Regions from separate parts of the Homo sapiens genome. Here region 2 is linked to region 1. A link is a contact called in ENCODE Hi-C or POLR2A ChIA-PET data. All regions are on one chromosome and are shown on one strand. Each heading gives the region's core, a stretch centred on a gene start or an enhancer-like site at or near the end of the contact. The rest is flanking DNA. Distances are from core to core; before and after follow the strand shown. Region 1 holds the start of APEX1 (apurinic/apyrimidinic endodeoxyribonuclease 1). Region 2 holds the start of CHD8 (chromodomain helicase DNA binding protein 8).

Region 1 (7,372 bases), core at 3,585-6,084:
CAGGAATGTTATAGCTGTCTTTCTCGTTTCTCAATAAAAATATTGAGATGAAATGATGTCGTTTCGGAGAATAGAGAGCCTTGGGGACTGGGTGTGTTATCCTGAGGTCGGAGGGGAATTGGGGACCTGAAGTTTAAACAGTGCTCTTTCTTTCTCAAGGATTCTTGAGGGTATACAGTTGGGGGACAGAGTATCTTAAGTACAGAGAAGTCGAGTGACTTAATAGACAGGGAGTGGGGGATGTGGAACAGGGACTGTGAAGATTTTTAGGATTAAAAATTTTTCAAACACAAGTTTGAAAATACAAGTCTTTTTCTTTTGTATAGCAAAAGAATCATCAACCTGGGGCCTGTGCATCCCGGACCTCTGAGTCCAGAACCCCAACCCATGGGTGTCAGGGTTATCTGTGGACATTGCAAGAATACTTTTCTGGTGAGGAAGGGGTATTGGGAAGGGGAGGGGAAAGGAGACTAAGAGTCATTTCGAGTATATTTCTTAGAGTAATGGTAATGACCCCTGAAAGGTCTGTCCTATGGGAACATGTTCTGCATCCCCACCCCAAGGTTCTCATTGAGGGAGACCCTGCTTGTGCTATTATTTTTGTTTTCTTTCTCCATAGTGGACAGAGTTCACAGACCGCACTTTGGCACGTTGTCCTCACTGCAGGAAAGTGTAAGTGATTAGGGATTGAGCTGGTAATTGATGTATGGAGTAAAAACTACAAGGCCATAGAAAGCATCCATTTCTATTTGCCTCCCCACAGGTCATCTATTGGGCGCAGATACCCACGTAAGAGATGTATCTGCTGCTTCTTGCTTGGCTTGCTTTTGGCAGTCACTGCCACTGGCCTTGCCGTGAGTACCCTTGCCCCAACCTCTTTCATTCTGCAGCCTCATCTCCATAGGCTAAGATTTGGGAAACTGCTACCCTAAAAAAAAGTGGAAGAAACTTGGGGGACTAGTTTGTTTTGTTTTAAGATATGGATGAGCTAAAGTGCAAAGTGGCTGATCAAACAGACTTTATTACTACTACAAGAGTGAAAAACAGCCTTCCTTTCTCTGTAGGATGAGGATAGGACAGTGAAATTCTTAATTTAAGAGTTGCTATTTTTCAAACCTGGCTCAGTTGTCAGATATTAAGAAAAACTGAGATACAGTGTGGGATGGGATGAGTATGTTACGCCTAAGGGAAGGAAGCTGATCAGCTCTGCCTTTAAGAAGGTCCCTGAGGGTGGCTACATGTGGATAAGGAACAAGGACTGAAGCGTGAGTTATTACTGTTCTTAGAACTAATAGGAGGTAGTGGAGACCAACATTAACCCCATCTTTCTTTTCTTCTCCCTCCTTATCTTCATCAGTTTGGCACATGGAAGCATGCACGGCGATATGGAGGCATCTATGCAGCCTGGGCATTTGTCATCCTGTTGGCTGTGCTGTGTTTGGGCCGGGCTCTTTATTGGGCCTGTATGAAGGTCAGCCACCCTGTCCAGAACTTCTCCTGAGCCTGATGACCCACAGACTGTGCCTGGCCCCTCCCTGGTGGGGACAGTGACACTACGAAGGGAGCTGGGGTAGTTAAAGGCTCCCGGGGCTTCTAGAAGGAAGCCAAGCAGCTGCCTTCCTTTTCCCTGGGGAGAGGTAGGAAGGAACCAGGCCCTCACTTAGGTTTGGAGGGGCAGATAAGAGCACTGCTGACCATCTGCTTTCCTCCAAGGGTTGCTGTGTCTAGGGTGAAGTAGGCAAAACGTTGCCCTTAAAACTGGGCCCTGAAGACGGTTCCAGCCTTGTCCTTCCTGTGTGCTCCCTGAGAGCCATTCCTGTCCCTTACACATTCCAGGGCAGGGTGGGGGTGGGTAGCCCTGGGGGTTCCCCTCCCTCTTGTGCACCATTAGGACTTTGCTGCTGCTATTGCACTTCACCAGAGGTTGGCTCTGGCCTCAGTACCCTCAGTCTCCTCTCCCCACATTGTGTCCTGTGGGGGTGGGGTCAGCCGCTGCTCTGTACAGAACCACAGGAACTGATGTGTATATAACTATTTAATGTGGGATATGTTCCCCTATTCCTGTATTTCCCTTAATTCCTCCTCCCGACCTTTTTTACCCCCCCAGTTGCAGTATTTAACTGGGCTGGGTAGGGTTGCTCAGTCTTTGGGGGAGGTTAGGGACTTATCCTGTGCTTGTAAATAAATAAGGTCATGACTCTACGCTTTTTCAGTTGTTAACTTGTGTGCATGAAAATATGAGGAAGAGAATGTGTAGCCCCACGAAGGGGTAAGACACGAAGACAGCAAGGCTGAAACTATGGCTCTTTATTTTCATGTGGATAATTCAAACAAAGTCATTAGTAGTCTTTGTTCAATTTTTTTTTAAAAAACAAAAAACCCTCAAATAAAAAATCTTGGGCTTAAAAGAACTCTATCACAGGAGCCTGGTTGGAGGATTCCTAGTTTTATACATGAGAAATAGAATGCAGATTTCTCTGAAGAGTGTTTAAAGAAGGAATGGTAGTTGAGGGGGCTTATTTCCCAGGCTCAAAGTGATTTAGGGGTGGTGTCACAGTGCTAGGTATAGGGTGATAGGACAGTGATCACTGCCGAGGGCCTTGGAACGGATCTTGCTGTCACACAATGCAGGTAACAGAGAGTGGGACAACAAAAAGTAATCAAGGCGCCAACCAACATTCTTGGATCGAGCATTCATCATATAAGTCCAAAAGGTGTAGGCATAGGGTGTGTTGGGGTAGAGGTGCCTAAAGCTGTCAGCCAGTGGCACAGCCTGCAGTAATTCCCCGAAGCCTTGGCGCTCTTGTGGCGTGAAGCCAGCATTCTTTTTGTTCCCCTTGGGGTTGCGAAGGTCAATTTCTTCATGTGCCACATTGAGGTCTCCACACAGCACAAGGGGCTTTCGGGAAGCCAGGCCCTTCAGGAACTTGCGAAAGGCTTCATCCCAGCGCTGCCGGTACTCCAGTCGTACCAGACCTCGGCCTGCATTAGGTACATATGCTGTTACCAGCACAAACGAGTCAAATTCAGCCACAATCACCCGGCCTTCCTGATCATGCTCCTCATCGCCTATAGAAATGAAACAGAATTAGCATAAAAAACTATAAGAAAAGGGAAAGCAATCAAGAGGTGGGGCAGAGATAGAGAATTAGCAATTGGTTTTGAAGAGTTCAGGCATTAGGCATCAATAGGGTCTCACCTATGCCGTAAGAAACTTTGAGTGGGCACTGGCGGGAAAGCAGGCCCACGCCACTGTACCCTTCCTTGTCCGAAGGAGCTGACCAGTATTGATGAGAGAGTCCAGGCAGCTCCTGAAGTTCAGCTGGTAGTTTGTTCTCTGAACATTTGGTCTCTTGAAGGCACAGTATATCTGGGGCTTCTTCCTTTACCCACTGTAAGTGAAAAGAAAGGTGGAAAACGTATTATCAATTCAGCAGAACATTTATTGAATAATCTATATGCTAAGTCATAGATACGCACGGGTTAAACAGTCTCTTGGCCTAAGGAGTTCGAGTCAAGCAGCACAATATTCAAACAATTCTAAGCTAGATAAATGAAAACAAATATAGAGAGGTAAGAAAGTCTTACATGCTATGCCAAGGAGATGTGTTTTTTCTATAGGCAGTGGATAGCAAGCTAAGATTTTTAAGCTATGGTTAATGGAATGGAGGACATGCTTCATATGGAATGCAATGCAGGAAGATAAAATGGAGGAAGTATAGTGAAGAGGTTTTTGCAACATTCTGGGAAGAGGAGAGAACACTAAAAAAGAAAATGGCAATGGAAGTGAAGGAACAGACATTTAGGAAATACAACTGGCAAGACTGGGGAAGCCCCACAGAAAACTACGGGCAGGAGAAAAATAAAACAGCCTGAAGGCTAAACGGAGAAAAGGGGTGACTAAACCCTAAGACCATTCAATACTAAAAAATGTCTCTTTCCCTCAAATTCCACTCACATCTAATCCTTTCTTCTTAATCCAGGCTCGAAGCCCATCCACATTCCAAGAGCAGATCTTGAGTGTGGCAGGTTTGCCACTGGGTGAGGTTTTCTGATCTGGGGGGTCCTCATACAGGGCTGGGCCCTCTCCTGCTGCCTCTTTGTCATTTTTCTTTGCGGCCGTCTTACTCTTCTTGGCCTCTGGCTCTATAAAATGAGTAATATATACTGACAAAAAGCTGGTGGTTTCCAACTGCGATCCGGCGTTAACTATAGACCCAACGAAAGCCTACGGTTCCTGCGACTTCTTCACAAACCCCTGCAAAAATGAGTCGGCCCGTACTTACCGTACATCAAGGGAATGACAAACACCCCCGCCGCAGCTTCTAGGAAGAAGGGCTGATTTCATTCCCTTACCTGTCCTGAGCTCATCCCCGTCTTCCGCCACCGCTCCCTTTTTCCCACGCTTCGGCATTCCCGTTACGAACGCCCTTGGGCAGCTGTACCGCGTCACCCACCGAAGCAATATTTTTACCGCGTTGCCTACAGACGCAAAGAAATCATGAAACCAGCTAAGGCTGGGGAGAAGACTCCTCCCAAGAGCGTCCCCGCACCAGGTCCCGCCTTTCAAACCACGTTATCTCTAAATCCTTTCCCCGCCTCCGTGCATCATAGGCCCTTCAGCCCCTCACCCACGAAACTAGATCATTTCATAGTGCCTTGTACCCTACTCGCGAGATCTGCCCTCCAGCCAATTGAGGATCTTAATTAAGGGTCCTGACTCAAGCTTGCCGTTCAGACTGCCAGCGAAGCCCCTCTTATGAGCAAAAGAGCAACCCCGTATCTGCACCGGCCCGATGGCAGCCTAGCTCCTCCTAACCCGAGCACAAAGAAGGGTGCACGCTGAGCCCCCACGTGGGTAGCGGACCTGGTCACGTGATCAGAGGCGCGCTTGTCGTGGCCGAAGAATGCGCGTGATTGGTCTGTCTGACACCACGTGACGGAGACGCTTAGCCTCGCCTCCCTCCTCTAATTCTCTAGGACACTTAGGTCCCCAACCCTCCCTCGGGCTGTTTATCGTTGTGCCAGATGCACAGCACATTGTGTGACACTGACTTAAGATTCTAACTATGTGCAAGAGGGAAAAAAACAGTGGAGAAGGCTGGGCTGGACCACGGGAAAGAGATAGGAAAACGGATACGAATGTAAGGCACAGAGTTGGCTCGGCGTCCCTGGCAGTTAGGAAGACAGGTCCCTGGAGGGGCCTTGGCGGGTCTCCGCTCGCGGGAGTTCCGCGGTGTCTTTCCCAGTGCTATCTGCAGGCTGGCCAGCTTCCTCTGCGCTCCGGAAAGCTGCGGCCCAGCGCGGACTAGTGAGGACCTCCACAGCTCCTGACATTGCCAGGAGTCCTGTCGGCGTTTTCTCCCAGCCTCCGCCATGCCGGCGGTGCTGGGTTTTGAAGGCAGCGCCAATAAGATTGGCGTGGGCGTGGTGCGGGATGGCAAGGTGCTGGCGAACCCGCGGCGGACTTACGTCACGCCTCCTGGCACAGGTTGGTGAGTAGGGGACTTAAGAGTTTTCCGCGCACTTCCCCGCACAGAATCAGCCTTCCATCTTCCTAAATACTAGTGAGGTGCAGCTTTCGATCCGAGTCTCATTGAAATTATGTGACATTATTAACGTCACAAGGCTGATGACTAGAAGAGTTACAGGCACTTGGACGTGGATCTGATGAGTTCATTTACCTTTTACTGAGCGCATTTTATGTGCTAAGTATTCAGAAATAGATGTTATACTGCTGTGGAGTCAGACATATAAATAGATGTTTATACTACAGCATGATAAACAGTATAATAGAGATGGACTCGAAATATTCTGTTTAAAAAACGCTTAGCAGGAGTATAGATTCCAGTTGCCCTGAATATACACTCCCTTTTTAAAAAAAAATTATTTTTTGAAATATTCTAGGATGAGTAGAGAGATGAGAGTGGAAAGACTCCCGGCTTACATGTCAGACAGAACTGGCTGGCTTTGCTATATTCATATTAAATATTTTTGTTTTGGACATTTGGTCTTTATTTTTTATTTTATTTTATTTTTTTGAGACAGAGTCTTGCTCTGTCGCCCAGGCTGGAATGCAGTGGCACGATCTCGGCTCACTGCAATCTCTGCCTTCCAGGTTCAAGCGATTCTTCTACCCCAGCCTCCCAAGTAGCTAGGACTATAGGTGTGCGCCACCACATCCAGCTAAATTTTGTATTTTTAGTAGAGTCGGGGTTTCCACCAGGCCAAGCTGGTCTCGAACTCCTGACCTCAGATGATCCGCCCACCCCAGCCTCCCAAAGTGTGGAAATTACAGGCATGAGCCACCGCTCGGGCCTGGTCTTTGTTTTTAAAATGGGAATAATACCTGTATCATTAGGTCTTGAAGATTAGATGAAAGTACCAAACACGGCTGGGCGTGGTGGCTCACGCCTGTAATCCCAGCACTTTGGGAGGCCAAGGCAGGCAGATCACCTGAGGTCGGGGTTCGAGACCAGCCTGACCAACATGGAGAAACCATGTTTCCACTAAAAAATACAAAAAATTAACTGGGCGTGGTGGCGCATGCCTGTAAACCCAGCTACTTGGGAGGCTGAGGCAGGAGAATTGCGTGAACCCGGGAGACAGAGGTTGCAGTGAGCCGAGATGGTGCCATTGCACTCCAGCCTGGGCATCAAGAGTGAAACTCTGTCTCAAAAAAAAAAAAAGTACAAAACACATTACAACTTTTAATTGATATTTTAAATAAGCTATTATATCTTGCTACTCTCCCCTCAAACACTTGCATACATAGGAGAGGGCAGCTGACTTGCATGTATCTGAAAAGCCTCCCTGAACAGGTGATGTTGTGACAGATACTCACTAGAAATATATATGTATGTTTAGCATTCACTCCTCTGGGCACTTGGGCACTGGGAATACAAAGATAAATAAAATACTCAATGCTTTGAGATATTCATGATTAAGCTGAGCAAACCACAGAAAATTATAATGCTGTAATTGTTATGTTAAATAAATGACATCATCATGCATAGAGTTCTGTAGGGTCACAGAGAAAGAAGATCACCAAAGGCCAGGCACGGTGGCTCAGGCCTGTAATCCCAGCACTTTGGGAGGCCGAGGCAGACGGATCACGAGGTCAGGAGTTCGAGACCAGCCTGGCCAATATGGTGAAACCCCGTCTCTACTAAAAATACAAAAGTTAGCTGAGCGTGGTGGTGTCGCCTGTAGTCCCAGCTACTCAGGAGGCTGAGGCAGAAGAATCTCTTGAACTCAGGAGGTGGAGGTTGCAGTGAGCCGAGATCGTGCCACTGCACTCCAGCCTGGGTGACAGAGCTGAGACTGTCTCAAAAGAAAAAAAAAAAAAAAAGATCACGAAAGGGTATGAGGT
Region 2 (7,372 bases), core at 3,115-5,614, 1.0 Mb before region 1:
CAACCTCCCGAGTAGCTGGGACTACAGGCATGTGCCACCACACCTGGCTCATTTTTGTATTTTTAGTAGAGACAGGGTTTCACCATGTTGGCCAGGATGGTCTTGATCTCTTGACCTCGTGATCCGCCCACCTTGGCCTCCCAAAGTGCTGGATTACAGGTGTGAGCCACCGTGCCTGGCCTAAATAAATAATTTCGTAAGCATATACAATCCACTTCCCACTAAGAATTAGGGTCAAAGACATTCTATTTGAACACTTGCAATTACCTAGATCTAGTTGGCCTTTGGTTGATAGATCCTCTGCCTCGGAATTTCATTGAGTTTTTTTCTTCCTTGCCTTTGGGTGTCTGCTTGCCACTTCCTAAGAATTCTTGTAGAAGGCAGTTTCCTCTACTTGCCCAAGAGCACTGAGTACTTCTCTACTATCCTATTATTAGCTTCTATCTCTTAGTGTAACTTCAAAACTTTTAAGAGCAGTGAAGTTGGTCAGGGACATGTGGCCACTTATTATTACCTAAAGAAAACATTTGTTCCCTGTTCATTTTATTTTAGGGGCCAGATCTAACATTGTAGTGTCTTTCACCAGATAGACTTCTACTGTTTCATCAAACTCCCTTCTTAACTAGACCTAGACTTTCTACTCCAATCAGGCTAATCTACTTACTGAATGTGACATATTTATTCCTAGTTCCATACCTTTGCACATGCCCTACTCTCCACTAATTATACTTAAAAGTCCAAAAATTTTTTCTTTAGTAACAGACTTAGGTACTGCTAAGCAGTTATTAACACAATATTCCTTAGTTTTCATATGTTGGTTATTCATATGTCTATTTATATGTATATTTATTTTTATGTATGTTACTATGTAAATATGGTTTGCAGTTGTTTTTGTGTGGAATCTTGTCTTTCCGTATAAGTTGTAAGCTCCTTGAGAGCAGGATCCATGTCATTCCTTTATTTTTATAAATTATTCCCCCTATCATTCCTTTACAGTGCCTAGTGCTACTCATTATGTGTTCATTGAATTTGACTGACATAGTTAAAAACTTAAGGTTTATTTTAGACTTTCAAGGAAACAAAAGACTTTAGAGTCCTCTCTCTGTAATTCTGCCCCACTCATTTGTTTACCCTGGGTTTTATACAGTTCTCTTCCTTCTCCCCTCCCACCTTTCCCTGGCTTTTTGCCTCCATTCCATGAGGCATACAGTAAGGCTGCCTGCTAGTAAGCAGTCACATAAGTGGGTACCTATCCAGCCATTCTCTTTTCAGAGCATATAATACTATCTTAGCCAAACTTGCCTTTGCTTCACTCATCATGCAGCCTTCTGGGTTGGTTGCTATATATATCTTTTTTCCTTGATGTCCCGTTCTCTTCCACAGCCCTGAGGTCTTACGAATTTTTCTACTTTCTTTTTGCTGTTGATGAATTGTTTCATTATTAAATATATGCATGTATCAAAGCTATTCATACTCCATGTGTCATTTCTAATTGTATCCCAAACATTAGTAGATACTCTCCTCTCAGGGAATTAAATCAAAGATAATGAAGAAGCCTCTTTGGGATTCATGCTATACTCGATTCTGACCCCAGTAGTAGTAGTAATAGTTGACAGTGCACCACAGGAAGTTGGAAGACATTTGGGGTATTGCTTTGGTTATGCTTTTGTTTTGTTTTTAAAATCCTATCTGATTCCAAAAAGGATTTGAAGCTGTTGAACTTGGAGTTAGCCTGCCCCCTTACCTCTGGGCGAAAACTAAAGTAATAAAAACTAGTTTCTGTACAGAAGGTTTTTTTTTTGTTTTTTTTTTTTTTACTACCCAAAAAAACAATCTTTAGCAATTGAGAAGCATTAGAGGATTGGTCAAAGACAGCATTCTGCCTAGAGCTACTGCTTTCAGAGTCAATAAAGGATACCATTTTGATATTTTGGAGCACAGTTTTTTAATATTAATGCCCATATCTTGTTCTATTAACCAAGCCGACTTATGACCTTCTGTACTTGGGTATTGCACCAATTGTAAGGGAAGCATGAGAAAAAAAAGTATCTGGGCAAAATCATCTGTATTCTGAGTGAAGTGGTCATGAAGAATTATAAAAAGTGGATATGCCACCCCATATGAAGAATGGTAGTTATGAAATAATGTCCACTTTTTTTTTTTTTCCATCTATAGTCTTACCAATGTCCATTGGTTTTTGAAGGCCAAGACCATTGGAAATCATACTAAGATCAGTGTAGGTACCAGAAATTGGTTCAGGCACACCTGTTCCCATTTCCATAATATCTATAGCTCCTTTGATGACAGGTCTATTCTGTACCAGATGGATAATAGGCTCTCATCCTAGAAACTATTAATAATTAAGGTTATATCTGTATATGCATTTACAGACAAACACATTGTTCTGATAAATCTTAATACTAACATCAAATTGATATAATGGCAGCAGTAGCCAGGAGAGAATTTGGTTGACAGATTTTTTTTTTTTTTTTTTTTGAGACAGAGTTTCCCGCTTGTTGCCCAGGCTGGAGTGCAATGGCATGATCTAGGCTCACCACAACCTCCGCCTCCCGAGTTCAAGTGATTTTCCTGCCTCAGCCTCCTGAGTAGCTGGGGTTACAGGCATGCACCACCACACCCAGCTACTTTTGTATTTTTAGTAGAGACGGGGTTTCTCCATGTTGGTCAGGCTGGTCTTGAACTCCGGACCTTAGGTGATCCACCCGCCTCGGCCTCCCAAAGTGCTGGGATTACAGGCGTGAGCTACCGCGCCTGTCTTGGCTGACAGATTTTGATACACAGGGAAATGTATTTGGCCAAGTCTTTTTTTTTTTTTTTTTTTTTTTTTTTTTTTTTTTGAGATGGAATTTCGCTCTTGTTGCCCAGGCTGGAGTGCAGTGGTGAGATCTTGGCTCACCACAACCTCCGCCTCCTGGGTTCAAGCGATTCTCCTGCCTCAGCCTCCCGAGTAGCTGGGATTATGGGTGTCTGCCACCACGCCCGGCTAATTTTTTTTTGTATCTTTACTAGAGACGGGGTTTCACTATGTTGGCCAGGCTGCTCTCGAACTCCTGACCTCAGGCGATCCACCCGCCTCAGCCTCCCAAAGTGCTGGGATTACAGGCGTGAGCCACTGCGCCCAGCTTAAGGCCGAGTCTTATCACTCATATGACTTCTTGATGTCTCTGAGCTCCTATCATGTAAGACCATGCAATTATGTTACTCCTTGAGAAATTCCTTTAATAATCTGGAAGGATTCCCTCACTCACAACTTTAAAAAAGATTTCTTGGCCAGGAATGGTGGCTCATGTCTGTAATCCCAGCACTTTGGGAGGCCGAGGTGGGCGGATCACTTGAGGTCTGGAGTTCGAAACCAGCCTGACCAACATGGCGAAACCCCGTCTCTACTAAAAATACAAAAATTAGCTGGGCGTGGTGGCGGGAGCCTGTAGTCTCAGCTACTCAGGAAGCTGAGACAGGAGAATTGCTTGAACCCGGGAGGCAGAGGTTGCAGTGAGCCGAGATCGCCCCACTGCACTCCAGCCTGGGTGACCGAGCGAGACTCCATCTCAAAAAAAAAAAAAAAAATTAGGCCTTTAAAAAAAAAAAGGAATTCCTCCTTAAGTCCTGTTCTTGATTTCCAACTGATTCACAGTGCCCCTACTGGAAAATTTGCAGTGAATCCTAAAGCTTAGTAGCACCTATAATAGATACATGTCCTGATATTTTGAGTGAGGTGTCCATAAAGGATTACCCTAGGAAAGTGCAACTTTCACTCTCATTAGAAGAATTAATTTTTGCTTATTTGATTTGTTAAAATTGCTTTACTCCTACAGTTAAGTGAGAGGGTGGTGGTGGTTGTTGCCCGTAACCACATACGGCATTACTCCAGGGTTTCACGTCGTGACTGAGGGGCCTCCTAAGTGTATACAGCAGAGTATGTTCGGGCTGGACCTAGATAGTCGGACAGAACACCGACAGGGTCTTCACATTCTTTAAGCACTCTCACCCAGTCCCGGAGTCCGAGCCAAGATGGCTTCCCAGAAGTAGGTAACTAAGTGTTGTTTTAGTTCACAGCGCCCCCAATGGCGGGGGTCAAAAAAAGATGCCGAGGGGCCTGGCCGCCTGTGAACTGAGTCGTCAGAGGCGAGCCGCCGCCAGATTTTATTTTCAATCAGGCATATTTGTGGTCGCCTACGTACCCTTCTCATCCTCCTAGGACCTTCCACCCTCAAGAGACTTCCTGGATGGCGCTCACACTAGCTCGCTGGAAGAGGCCGGGCTTCGGTGCTGCCATTGGCGGATGGGAGCGCAGGGGGGCGGAGCCTAGGGAGAATGGACTACTAGCAAGCTAGATTGAGGCGAGGGCTGGCCATGCTCCGCCGGAAGGCGCCTTGTTCTCGGAGAGGGTGAGTTGAAACGCTGCCTGGAAAGGAAGTACCAGGACTTGCACAGGTAGGCTTCCCGCTCGCACCCGCTCCTCAGTGCTGGGCCAGGAGTCAGCAAAAGCTGAGGCTCTCAGAGATTTGATTTAAGTAACTCCTTCTCCTCTCTCTTCCACCCCCTGCTCGCCCCCCAGTTGTGAGGGATCAGGTGCGGGGTGATGCTCCGGACTGAACCAGTCTCCTTTGTGAGAGGCCGGGGGAGAGGGTGGCTGCCGGGCCGCGGGGTCCGAGCCGGGCCGAGCCGCGAGGGACTGCTTGGGACGCTGTGGAGTTTTCAGGGCTTGTCATTGCATTACTGGGCGTAGTGTAGATTGGAGGCGGCGCCTTGTTCTCCTCTCTTCAGAGAAGGGAAAACTCCTCGGCCCCGTTTGGTTACTCCATACTTTGGATTCAGAAATAGGTGGTTAGGGTTTTCTACTTCTTTTTATTTTTTTTTCTTCTGTATTTTAATAATAAAGGTGGGTAGGAAAGCATGGGGTAAGCGTAAGCAGATTGTTACTCATTCTCAGGTGTAAGTTCTGTGGGTCTCCTGGCAGTGAAGAGCAGGCTGTTGGAGAATGTTTAGAGATGGTGGGAAGAGAGGAGCTCAAGCCTTGCATCCTCCTTGACAGGTCTGCAGAGCTCACTGGTTTTCCGTTGCATTATGTAAACTCGTCACTGATAGAAGACCCTTCCCCCTGCTTTGGAACGAATGCAGTTTATTTACCTGTCTCTAGTGTCGCAGGGAATTTCCCTGCAGCAGCTGTATAAATGCAGCAGCCTCTTGCTTTTTAAGGGACAGTCTTGAAGCGGTTAGGGTCTTCACAGAAAAGGTATATAGTGGACCCATCTCTTTCGTATGGCTAAGCAAAGTGAGCCAGAAGTCAAAGATTTAGAACTCTGTCTTTTTCTATTAAAGAATAAACAGCGGAGCGCCCCAAACACAAGCCAGGGGAGCTGCCTTATCAGTGTCTGCTGCATCCTACCATCACAGCGGCGTCTACAGATCGTTTCATCTCCATGCTTTTCTGAGTTTGTCGACTCAGTCAAGGATTCTCAGCCTAGGTTAGCATATGCTGAAGTCATCTGGTGTGGGGCACATTACATATCGAAAGTGAGTTTGTGATTTGAATCGTGTCCTGTGTTAGTTAATTAGATCGTGTCTTCTGCTTAGGAATTTCTTTTGTATTGGTCATCCAATAGGTTTCAGAACAAATTCTAGTCAACCTCATAGAGCAAGATATGAGAAACTTATTTCAAGTACTTTGGAATTATCCCAACCCTTAAAAAAAGAGTTATGATAAGAAAAACATTTTCCATGTAAGAAGACCTTCTGCTGCAAGAGAGGCGTGTCAGTGGATCTGAAGGCAAGTGAAAGATATTGGCCAAAGAGAGAGTAGGCAAGTTTGAAGAGACAGGCTTAGGAGAAAGTTTAAAACTGAAATAGTGGCTCACGCTTGTAATCTCAGCACTTTGGGAGGTGGAGGCGGACGGATCACTTGAAGTCAGGAGTTCGAGACCAGCCTGACCAACATGGTGAAACCCCGTCTCTAAAAGTACAAAAAATACAAAAAAAAATTAGCCGGGCATGGTGACGCGTGCCTGTAGTCCCAGCTACATGGGAGGCCAAGGCATGAAAATCGCTTGAACCCTGGAGGTGGAGATTGCAGTGAGCCAAGATCGTGCCCCTGCATTCCGGCCTGGGCGACACAGCCAGAGGATAGCAAAGGAGTAATGGATTGGGATAAGGGATATAATGGAACAGTGTATGAGTACTTGAACAGTTTTTGTATTCTCCATGTTTGATCTGTCCTGTGCATCTGCTCTTTTGGTTTTGTCAGTTTTCTTTTCTTTTCTTTTCTTTTCTTTTCTTTTCTTTTCTTTTCTTTTCTTTTCTTTTTTTTTGAGACGGAGTCTTGCTCTGTCACCCAGGCTGGAGTGCAGTGGCAGGATCTCGGCTCACTGCAACCTCCGCCTCCCAGGTTCAAGTAATTCTCCTGCCTGAGCCTTCCGAGTAGCTGGGATTACAGGCGCCCGCCACCATGCTTGGCTAATTTTTTTTTTTATTTTTAGTAGAGACGGGGTTTCACCATATTGGCTAGGCTGGTCTTGAACTTCTGACCTCGTGATCCTCCCGCCTCGGCCTCCCGAAGTGCTGGGATTACAGGCATGAGCCACTTTTCTAAGCAAAATTACCACTTAAGATTAAGTTGTGGGTGTCAAAACTGTGTTTGCTTACTGAAGAAATAAGATTTGATATTCTCATATGTGAAAGGACTGTAACATTCAGATGAATGCTAAATGCTTTAGTGAACTGTTTGTCTACAGCTCTGGAAGAGTTAAGCTATCTTCTGAGCTTACATTGAGCCTAATACTTGGGAGGAAAACAGAAGACAAACATTTCTCTCGAGTCTCCACTTTCACCTCTAGAATCTCTCTACTTCTGGAGTTGGATTTGAGCCAGTCCTTGATCTGCAGGTCTTCGCATGACCTGTCCTTACATTACTGTGACCATTGTGGTATAATATTTACTATTTTACCTTTAGCATTTGATTCATTGACAGACTATCATGTTTCTTATCTCACTTTAACTTTTTATATCCCCTCTTACATGATCTATGATCTTTTATTCTTTTGTCTCACCAAGTTGGTGATCTTTTCATCTTCCTGTGATTTTGCTCACTTTCCTTTTCACTTAATTCACTGACGTTGTACACTTTTGCTTCTGTTTAGCTGAAACCTTTTAGGGAATGTAATTTCTGTATTTTTAGTAGAGACGGGGTTTCACCATATTGGCCAGGCTGGTCTTTAACTCCTGACCTCGTGAAAATTGAAACCTTTTAGGGTATCTAATTTTCAAGATGTGGTCTTTCTTTGGTACCTAGCACCCAAATGAGAGTTGTCTTTCTTTCTTTCTTAAGAGACGGGGTCTTGCCATCTTGCCCCAG

What was found. A loop is a pair of places that touch in the nucleus more often than their neighbours do. ChIA-PET counts read pairs that join two places held with the same protein, here RNA polymerase II (POLR2A). Pooled maps may share reads with other maps.
Region 2: a loop to region 1 is called in a map of CD4-positive, alpha-beta T cell, with 9 times the contacts of the local background. The contact joins the promoter of CHD8 here to the promoter of APEX1 in region 1. A Hi-C loop is called at or near these places in 4 of 168 maps with a recorded cell type or tissue (B cell, CD4-positive, alpha-beta T cell, ascending aorta and 1 more), 5 of 37 single-sample maps with no recorded cell type and 15 of 50 pooled maps. POLR2A ChIA-PET finds 5 or more read pairs at or near these places in 4 of 52 experiments (K562, activated B cell, activated CD4-positive, alpha-beta T cell and 1 more).

The regions. Positions count from the first base shown.
Region 1 is chr14:20,452,688-20,460,059 of GRCh38, reverse strand. It overlaps APEX1 (apurinic/apyrimidinic endodeoxyribonuclease 1), which reads right to left and starts at 4,834. Exons shown (of 5, transcript NM_001641.4): 1 at 4,666-4,834; 2 at 4,357-4,482; 3 at 3,959-4,146; 4 at 3,200-3,392; 5 at 2,293-3,069. The coding sequence starts at 4,414. The coding sequence ends at 2,552. OSGEP (O-sialoglycoprotein endopeptidase) reads left to right here and starts at 5,248. Exons shown (of 11, transcript NM_017807.4): 1 at 5,248-5,491. The coding sequence starts at 5,377. It overlaps PIP4P1 (phosphatidylinositol-4,5-bisphosphate 4-phosphatase 1), which reads left to right. Exons shown (of 7, transcript NM_144568.4): 4 at 327-432; 5 at 620-672; 6 at 764-854; 7 at 1,358-2,379. The coding sequence ends at 1,501. RefSeq lists silencers at 2,676-2,970, 6,598-7,372, enhancers at 4,571-4,790, 5,211-5,300, cis regulatory regions at 4,852-4,857, 4,873-4,878, 4,891-4,923, 4,934-4,939, 4,936-4,977 and 2 more and promoters at 4,725-5,059, 4,724-5,261, 4,891-5,335.
Region 2 is chr14:21,453,115-21,460,486 of GRCh38, reverse strand. CHD8 (chromodomain helicase DNA binding protein 8) reads left to right here and starts at 4,364. Exons shown (of 38, transcript NM_001170629.2): 1 at 4,364-4,455. LOC124903283 (a long non-coding RNA gene) reads right to left here and starts at 4,090. Exons shown (of 2, transcript XR_007064064.1): 1 at 4,010-4,090. It overlaps RAB2B (RAB2B, member RAS oncogene family), which reads left to right. Exons shown (of 8, transcript NM_032846.4): 8 at 1-1,467. RefSeq lists enhancers at 2,964-3,515, 3,792-3,841, 3,852-3,901, 3,516-4,067, 3,932-4,621.